Regions from separate parts of the Homo sapiens genome. Here region 1 is linked to region 2. A link is an interaction called in ENCODE POLR2A ChIA-PET data of the cell type or tissue named here. Cell type or tissue: Panc1. All regions are shown on one strand. Links, peaks and the distances in the headings refer to the core of each region. The heading gives the core; the rest is flanking DNA. Region 1 has its middle 24 kb from the start of RSL24D1. Region 2 overlaps RAB27A (RAB27A, member RAS oncogene family).

Evidence for each region. Peaks named below come from ENCODE experiments on the same cell type or tissue, not always from the same donor. Only the 100,000 strongest peaks of a DNase experiment are listed, where the experiment ranks them.
Region 1: POLR2A ChIA-PET joins it to region 2 with 5 read pairs; 3 of 35 experiments call an interaction of 5 or more read pairs at or near these places.

What each region holds. Positions count from the first base shown.
Region 1 is chr15:55,170,803-55,175,201 of GRCh38, reverse strand. No RefSeq gene overlaps it. Among named protein-coding and RNA genes, the nearest start is that of RSL24D1, 24 kb to the left of the region's middle. In Panc1, for the core only: no CTCF peak of the experiment used is centred there; no DNase peak of the experiment used is centred there.
Region 2 is chr15:55,248,620-55,253,018 of GRCh38, reverse strand. The region is part of intron 2 of RAB27A (RAB27A, member RAS oncogene family); the gene reads left to right. Among named protein-coding and RNA genes, the nearest start is that of RAB27A, 39 kb to the left of the region's middle. In Panc1, for the core only: no CTCF peak of the experiment used is centred there; a DNase peak (open chromatin) is centred at 2,408.

The DNA of each region.
Region 1 (4,399 bases), core at 92-4,091, 78 kb after region 2:
AATCTTGTCCTTCCATTGGTGCATGGTTTATCACACACACAAAAACTCACCTAACTTTAAAAGGAGGTGAAGAGGACATATGCAGGGAGGACATTGGGGTTTTTATTCCAAGATAAGTGAGTTGTACCATCTGTGGACAGGCATAGCAGTAAGTGGAATATTACTTGAAGCATTTTATCAGAACCTCTTTGCTACAGTTTGGATGTTTGTTCCCTCCAAAGCTCATGTTGAAATTTGGTTGCCATTGTAATAGTATTGAGACACAGTATCTTTAACAGGTGATTAGGCCATGAAGGCTCCACTCTTGTGGGTGGGTTTAACGCCTTTAAAAAATGGCTCTGGGAGTGGGCTCTGTCTCTCCCATGTGTTTTCTTGCCCTTTGCTTTTCTGCCATTGAATGCCGCAGATAGAAGGCCCTCACCAGATGCGAGTCCCTCAGCCTTGGACTTCCAGCTTCCAGAACTGTAAGAAACAAATTTATTTTCCTTGTAAATTACCCAGTCTCAGGTAGTCTGTTTAGCAGCAGCAAACAGACTAAGACATTCTACCATCAGATTTGTGTTTCCCCAATGACATTGGAGTTCAAGGTCCATTAGTGAGATATGGACAGGTACAGTGTGTTAGTGCAGATGAACTATTCAATCTCATTTTGGAGGGTTTCCATCATAAAACACAAATGATTTAGTCAAAGCAGCATCTTCTGAATTTCTTAGCTGACTTATAAAAACAAATAAGCCACTTTCTGTCTTTATTATTTTCTTCCCAGGAAGGGAGCTTTACAGTCATGAGGGTAGTAAATAAGTATTACTTTTTAAAGAAGCTCTGGAGCTATGGGGATTTAATAAATAGTTCATTGCTTCCCTATCTCCACCAAAATCTCTTCACTCTAACTGCAGCCTTGAAACCCAAGTGTTCGGGTTTGGACTTTTTTTTTTTTCTTTTGAGACACAGCGTCACTCTTGCCCAGGTTGGAATACAGTGGTACGATCTCGACTCATTGCAACCTCTGCCTCCTGGGTTCAAGCGATTCTCCTGCTCCAGTCTCCGGAGTATAGCTGGGACTACAAGCACCTGCCACCACTTGCCCAGCTAATTTTTGTATTTTCAGTAGAGATGGGGTTTCACCATGTTGCTCAGGCTAGTCTTGAACTCCTAGCCTCAAGTGATTCACCCACCTCAATCTCCCAAAGTGCTGGGATTACAGGCGTGATCCACCGCTCCTATCTAGGTTTTGGACTTTTAATCTACCTCTTCTTAATACCCTTCCCTCTTCTCTAAAAGCAAGATATATTTATAGCCTATTTATTACTTTGGGATCAACTTCAAATGTTTATTTTTGGATAAGATGAGTGAGTTACAAAACTAGCAACCTGCAAAGTGTTTGAAAGTTTAACTGCTATTTTTTCGGTTATCCATTCACCCATTCAATGAATATTATTGAGGTGCTACTATGTGCCAGGCACTTCTAGACATGGTGGGGATATTATAGTAAATGGAACAGATGGCAATCCTTGCACACATGGAATAGTGAGGGAAAGAAAGTCACAGAGGCTGACACCAATCACAAATGGAAAATGATACAAGGTGTGTTAAGGGTTTTAAAAGAAAAATGACATAAAAAATATACAAAAACTTGACTCGGAAATTGTACTTAAGAAATATATCGTAAGGAAATAATTATGTGCCCAAATATGCACGTACTAAAATATTCACTATATTTTTTAGCACAACATTGAAAAGAAGAACTAGTTAAATAAAGTTAAGGACTGATTAAGGACTAGTTAAATTAGATGCTGCAGTCATGTGTCGAATGACATAGAAAGATGCTTACAATACATTAAATGAAAATTGCTGGTTTCAAAATTGTATGATATGATTCCTCTAAAAGAGTAGTTTTCAAGCAGGAGTGATTTTTGCCTCTGAGGGGCCATTTGTGAATGTCTGGAGACCCTTTAGGTTGTTACAAGCAGGGTGGAGGTTGGTGCTACTGGCCTTTAGTGATTAGCAGTCAGGCATGCCGCTGAACATCCTGCAATGCACAGGACAGCCCCCTACCACAAGTAATTATTTGGCTCAAAACGTCAGTAGTACTGAGATTTAGAAATCCTGCTTTTAAACAATTACAAATACCATTGCAAGGACAAATATTTTCTGAATAAATAGCATTATGGATGTTTTAAATGTTATTTTTCTTTGTGTGTTAATTCAGATGTTGCTTTAAATGAGAAGTACTGACTTTGTAATTAAAAACAAAAACTATTTTAAAATGTGCTAAATTTTGGACCTATCTCAGCCTGAGAAGGTTTTTTTCTAAAAAGGTTCAGGCATCTTTTTATTTTCCTACTGCTCTCCTTACCTGTGCACACCTCATTGCCTGTATCTGTGATGCCTCTATTTGGAGGGAACCTGGGTTATGCCTGGGCCTGGTTTACTCCCATAACATGGGTTGCTGTACTTGCCCACTTAATTGTGAGCTCTATCCATCCAGGAAAGTAATCTGTTCCTTATTTTGAATAGCGTGTTCTTAGAAGTTCATGGGTTCTAATTGAAGGAAACTAGAGGGACCCCTTCCATCCTTCAGCAAGGGTCCCCAAAGATAGGCAGGGTGCCCAGAGAATGCCTCAACTGCTGAGAACTCCACCCTTTCAGGTCCAGTGCAGGCTCATCTCCAGAAAAGCTGGGTTAGAGTTGTCTCACTGTTTGGGTTGGAATATTGTGATTTCTAGGAGTGGAAATGCACTTGCTAATTTAGCTATCTCCTCTTTATAAGACGCTCATGGAAATAAAGATTAGCCATAAAATACCTTTAATGAGCTTCCAAATTTTATCTGCAAGGAACCCAGGGCCTGTGGCATTATACTGGTTTGTAGAAGACTCCTGTGGTGTCTGCAGAAACTTTCTCTGGTGAATATCTAGAATTTCCATTACTTTGAATGTGTACATGTTATTAATCAAGGAATTAATCATCCCCATTCTCTTTGATTGAAAGTCACATTACCTTGGAAGGACAAGGTGTTGTCAAATGGGCAAGGCAGATCATATGTTTTCTTTTACTGGACTCCTTATTTTTCTAATTACAGCCTGTGTATCCTGTGCTAGAGAGCCTCTTGAAATTAACTTAATTTACTATCACACTTGTAACATACCCATTTATTTGGGCCTGTGAATATGTGTGCACTCCATTTGATTACATCTAATGTTCTCCCTAAATAAAGAGTACAATTAATTCATTAGAGGATGGTTTGTTTCCAGGGGTAAGTGCCAGTTTATGATGATTCCATCAACACTTGCACCACATTAATTTATTTCCAATTTAATCAGTGTTTAAATTGAACTGGGATCAGGCAGAACAAAACACATGGTTTTGCATAATTATAATGGAGCAAATGGAAATAGTCATAGCACTTCAGCATTAGAAACCTCACTGCAGAAGCACAGATGGGTTAGGAGATGTTGATTAAAAAAGATGTCTAGGAATAAATCCTCTGTAAGCACTGTATTAAAATCCAAGTGCCTGCAGGACAAGCGACTTTGCATTAATTACTAAAAAATTTCTTATTCTGGGTATAGCTTTCTGTAGAAATCCTACAGATTGAGTAAACTGTGGAGGCACTCCTTTTCATGCTCCATTTAACTTAAATTATTAGCTGGTTCAGAAAGTTGTTTCTTCCCAGACTTGTCTAGGAAGTTCAATATTTAGCAATTACCCCTTTGTGCTTCTCGAACCTTCTCCAAGCCAGTGTCGTTGAAGGACAGATTTGCCATGTGGGAAGGTGGGCTACCTTGGAAAACAGATTTTTGGTTCGGAGCTTGTCTGAAACTCTCTAGATTAAGAATTGTGGCCGGGCGCAGTGGCTCGCGCCTGTAATCCCAGCACTTTGGGAGACCGAGGTGGGCGGATCACCTGAGGTTGGGAGTTCGAGACCAGCCTGACCAACATGGAGAAACCCCATCTCTACTAAAAATAGGAAATTAGCTGGGTGTGGTGGCACATGCCTGTAATCCCAGCTACTCGGGAGGCTGAGGCAGGAGAATCACTGGAACCCAGGAGGCAGAGATTGTGTTGAGCCGAGATTGCTCCATTGCACTCCAGCCTGGGCAACAAGAGCAAAACTCCATCTCAAAAAAAAAAAAAAAAAAAAAAAAGAGAGAGAGAAAGAAAAAAAAAGAATTGCACTGGATGGGTTTGCTCCTTCAAAACTAACAGGAGAGAGAGGCTGAACAAATGGTGTTCTTCAGGCAAGGGGCTTCCTGACGTGTAGTCATTTGTTAACTGCCCGAGTTTTGGTCTTAGAATTTCTTTTCCCTCTCCTCCTCTTCCTTCTTAATAAATCATCACAAATACAGTTGAAGTCTCCCCTTCCACACTGTGTTCCATTTCTCTCCATTCAGAGAACCC
Region 2 (4,399 bases), core at 302-4,301:
CTGGGATTACAGGCACATGCCACCATGCCCAACTAATTTTTGTAATTTTAGTAGGGCTGGGGTTTCACCATGTTGGCCAGCTGGTCTCGATCTCTTGACCTCGTGATCCACCCGCCTTGGCCTCCCAAAGTGCTGGGATTACAGGTGTGAGCCACCGCGCCCGGCCAGGGAGCCTTTCAAACTGGTTGGCAGAGTAGAGGAAAGCAAGTTGATTGAATAAATTGCTGTAACTTAGAAGGTTAGAACATTTCTCTGGCTTTTGATAAAGCAACAACTACTATGGGTCTTTTTTTTTGTATATAGATAGATAGATACGTATATCTGTATCTATCTGTCTGTCTGTCTGTCTATCAATCAATAGCTTTTGGGGTTTTTGGCTGCATGGATGAATTATTATTTTATTCTGTACGTTTTTTTGAGATGGAATCTCACTCTGTCGCCCAGGCTGGAGTACAGTAGTGCGATCTTGGCTCACTGCAGCTTCCGCCTCCCAGGTTCAAGCCATTCTCGTGCCTCAGCCTTCAGAGTAGCTAGGATTACAGGCACGTGTCCCCACGCCTAGCTAATTTTTGTATTTTTTAGTAGAGATGGGGTTTCCCCATGTTGGCCAGGCTGTTGAACTCCTGGCCTCAAGTGATCCACCTGCCTTGGCCTGCCAAAGTGCTGGGATTACAAGTGTGAGCCACTGTATCCAGCCACTTGGATGAATAATATAGTGGTAAATTCCGAGATTTTAGTGCACCCATCACCTGAATAGTGTACATTGTACCCAATATGTAGTTTTTATATCCCTCACCACCCTCCCCCGGTCTTTTCTAGCTACTGTTGCTGTGGGCTCTAATGAACTGTGTTGTCTGCCCAGATGTCCTCTTGAATTCTTGGAATGCTGACCTCCAAGACTCCCAGATCCATAAACTACTCTTCCCCTTTGTTGACCTGCTCCTTAGTCTCTTGGTGTTTGACCTTGGTATGACTTTGAACACCTGTCTGAAAACTCCCTTTGTACTTAATCCCTGTGGGTTGGAGTTGATTTTGTGCTGCCTTGACATGAAGCCAGGTAGGGAGTGCTAGGGGTTTCTCTGTCCCCTCTACCTCATGCCGCTTTCTCCTTCCCTGGAACTTTGTAATGGTTTCAAGCAAGGGTACTTTCATGTAAAACACTCCTCATGACACAGACATTAGCTGAGCCTAATACTAGAAATTTCTTCTGAATTCATAGAAAGAAAATGAAGTTAGTAGAGAAAATCTGAACTTTTACTTTGATCAGTATTTTAAAAAATTTTTGTACCTCTTTATTCCCTTCTGTGCTATAATTTAGTATAAAGTGGCTTCTGATACAGCACAAAATAATATATTCTCAGTTATCTTAAAGTTGCTATACCAACATTTCATTGTGTTCTTCAAACCACATCTTGACTTTTGAGGGTTCATCCATATATAGATTTTTGAGCCCATCAGGACTAATCTGGTCATATTTTCTGATGGCCTCAAAGTGTCCATTTAGATACAAGAAAGGATCACCAATGTAGCTGGTTACAGACATCCTCCCTGCAGTTTTCTCTCTTGCCCCTTTAAGGACACCAGTTTCCTATCCCATGGTCGATGCTGCTTCTTTGGTTGCCTTTTGGGCAGTTTGGCCTCGATTTTTCCAGGACTCATTTCCAGGACCCTTTCCCCAGGAATGACGCAATGATGGTTGTTCTCAAGACTCTTCCTATGGTCTTCTTTCATTCTCTTAAGCTTTAAATAGCTCCTCTTGCAGTTCTCACCAGGGACACCCAAAGCATTTCAAATCCCTCCCAGATAAGAAGTGTGTTAAGGTGATATCTGAGAGGTGGCATCTTTAGGAGACGCTGAATAAAAGAGTGTGGCAGATCTTACAAATGAGCTGTCAACTGAAGTGGTTAGGCAGAGAGGAAGTGTTTAGGGACAAAGCCAAAGGCAAATGAGACGATTCAGAGCTGCATTGTAGGTAGACCTTTCTGCAATGATTTTCTAAATGTGTACAGTGAGATTCTTCTTATGTCCTTGTTGGGTCTATGGGCGTTGGTGTCTTGACCTTCACTCCTTTCATTAGAATATCACTCTGCTGCCATCTGTTTTATATGTTGGGGTGCCATGTAAGATTTTATTTGAAGAAACAGTTTTATTGCTAAAGAAAGTTTGCAACCAGCTGGGCCAGAGCAGTTTTCTGAGGCAATGAAAGGTTTGTTGCAATGACATTATGTAGGTTTCCTATGCAGGAACTGACTGTGAAGACACTCATCTGCTATGAAAAAGAAGTAGCCCAAACCCAGAATAGCCCTTTCATGCTTCTAGAAGTCAGACAACAAACTTCCCAAAGAATAATCTCTATAGTGATCTGTAATAAAATGTTGTGATGCAACATGTTGTGTTCATTCTTTATTGCTCAATTGACTGTTGTAACAGGATGAAAGCAAACATCTGCTGAAACATGTGCCTGAGCTTTGACTGCCGTTTACTGAATGTAGTTCACATGTACTTCCTTAAATAATTTCACAATAGACAAATTAATCCATTCTGATTAAGCAAAGGAGAGAAGTCTAGTGCAAAGTACAGTCTTCTCAACTAATAATTATAGGAATTCCAAATAACATGTATACGTTAAAGGTAGCCATAAATAGCTTAACAAAGTAGCATAAGTAAATAACTTGGAGGTCTCTAAATTTGGTATGTAACTTATTTGACTATATACTTTTTTTTATTCCAGTTTTTAAAAAACATAATAGAAGGAGTCCAGGCGCAGTGGCTCAAGTCTGTAATCCCAGCACCTTGGAAGGCTGAGGTAGGCAGATCACTTGAGATCAGGAGTTTGAGACCAGCCTGGCCAACATAGTGAAACGCCATCTCTACTAAAAAATACAAAAATTAGCTGGGCGTGGTTGCGCAGGCCTTTAGTCGCAGCCACTAGGGAGGCTGAGGCATGAGAATTGCTTAAACCCGGGAGGTGGTGGTTTCAGTGAGCCCGAGATCAGGCCACTGCACTCCGGCCTGGGTGACAGAGTGAGATTCTGTCTCAAAAAAACAAAAAACAAACATAGAAAAAAAAATCTTAATAAGTTTACAGAACTCTTAAAGTATTTTCATGAATCCCAGCGTTTCATAGAAAACAGACTGAAAAGCACAAATTTAATGCTTCTCTGAATAAGGACTGCAATGCTTGTTCTTTTATTATGCTTTATATTCATCCTCTTTAAGACATGACCTTGGGCTTATTTTCTAAAAATGAATATGATCTAGGAGTTTCAACACACCTTTCTTAGAAACAGATGAAGTAGCAAAAAGATAAATAAGGATATATCAGATCAAAAACCACAACTAACTAGCTTGACTAGAATGTATGTAATTTTGCATCCAACTAACAGGGTGTACAGATTGTTTTCACATAATCGTGGAACATTTATAAAACTTAATTCAGCCCGGGCATGGTGGCTCATGCCTGTAATTTCACCACTTTGGGAGGCTGAGATAGGAGGATCACTTGAGCCCAGGAGTTCAGGACCAGCCTGGGCAGCAACATAGTGACACCTTGTCTTCCAAAAAGAATTAAAAAGAATTATCCATTTTTGGTGGTGCATACCTGTGATCCCAGCTACTTAGGAGGCTGAGGTGAGAGGATTGCTTAAGCTGGGGAGGTCAAGGCTGCGGTGAGACATAATTGCGCCAGTGCACTCCAGCCTGGGTGACAGAGTGAGACCCTGCCTCTAAATAAATACACTTAATTCCTCTTAAATTCCACCAAATTTGTTGTTAAGCAGACCACATTTAGTGATCACAATGCAATAAAATTAGAGATGGACAACAATAATAGCAAAAAAGCCAACTGTAATCTGACAGGCTGAGTTAGAAACTGGCTGGATGGCTGTGCATTGTTGTTCCTCAGTCATTTTGCATAAGCAAACGCAAGTCACACCCCATTCTATAAACAGCTGCTGATAGAAATGCAAACAGTCAGTTCTGAGACTCTGCATACTGAATAATAGGTGAAATAAGGAAAGACTTTGAGAAGCAATAAGAAATATATCTGATTTGACCTTGTCCATTAGGTGAGTTTCCTTTTTTTTTGGTTCAGTTAAAGAATATGATATTTAGGGAAACATTTAAACATGTGTTGTAAATATATATTAATGGAGACAGTAGACTTGACAAATACCAAAAAGACCTATATATAGCTGGCTGTCTACAGCTTATTGACAACAAATGGAAGAAGCTAAGAATCCTGGCATCATTGATTTAGTGGTATTAAAACATCAGGAAAAGCCTTGATTTTTCTGAGCCTAGTTTAATGTTTTTAAAAGAACTAAGTTGGCATATAATAAACATATTTATAGATACTAATATTTTAAACACGTGATCTATTTGTATCAGAATGCTACCT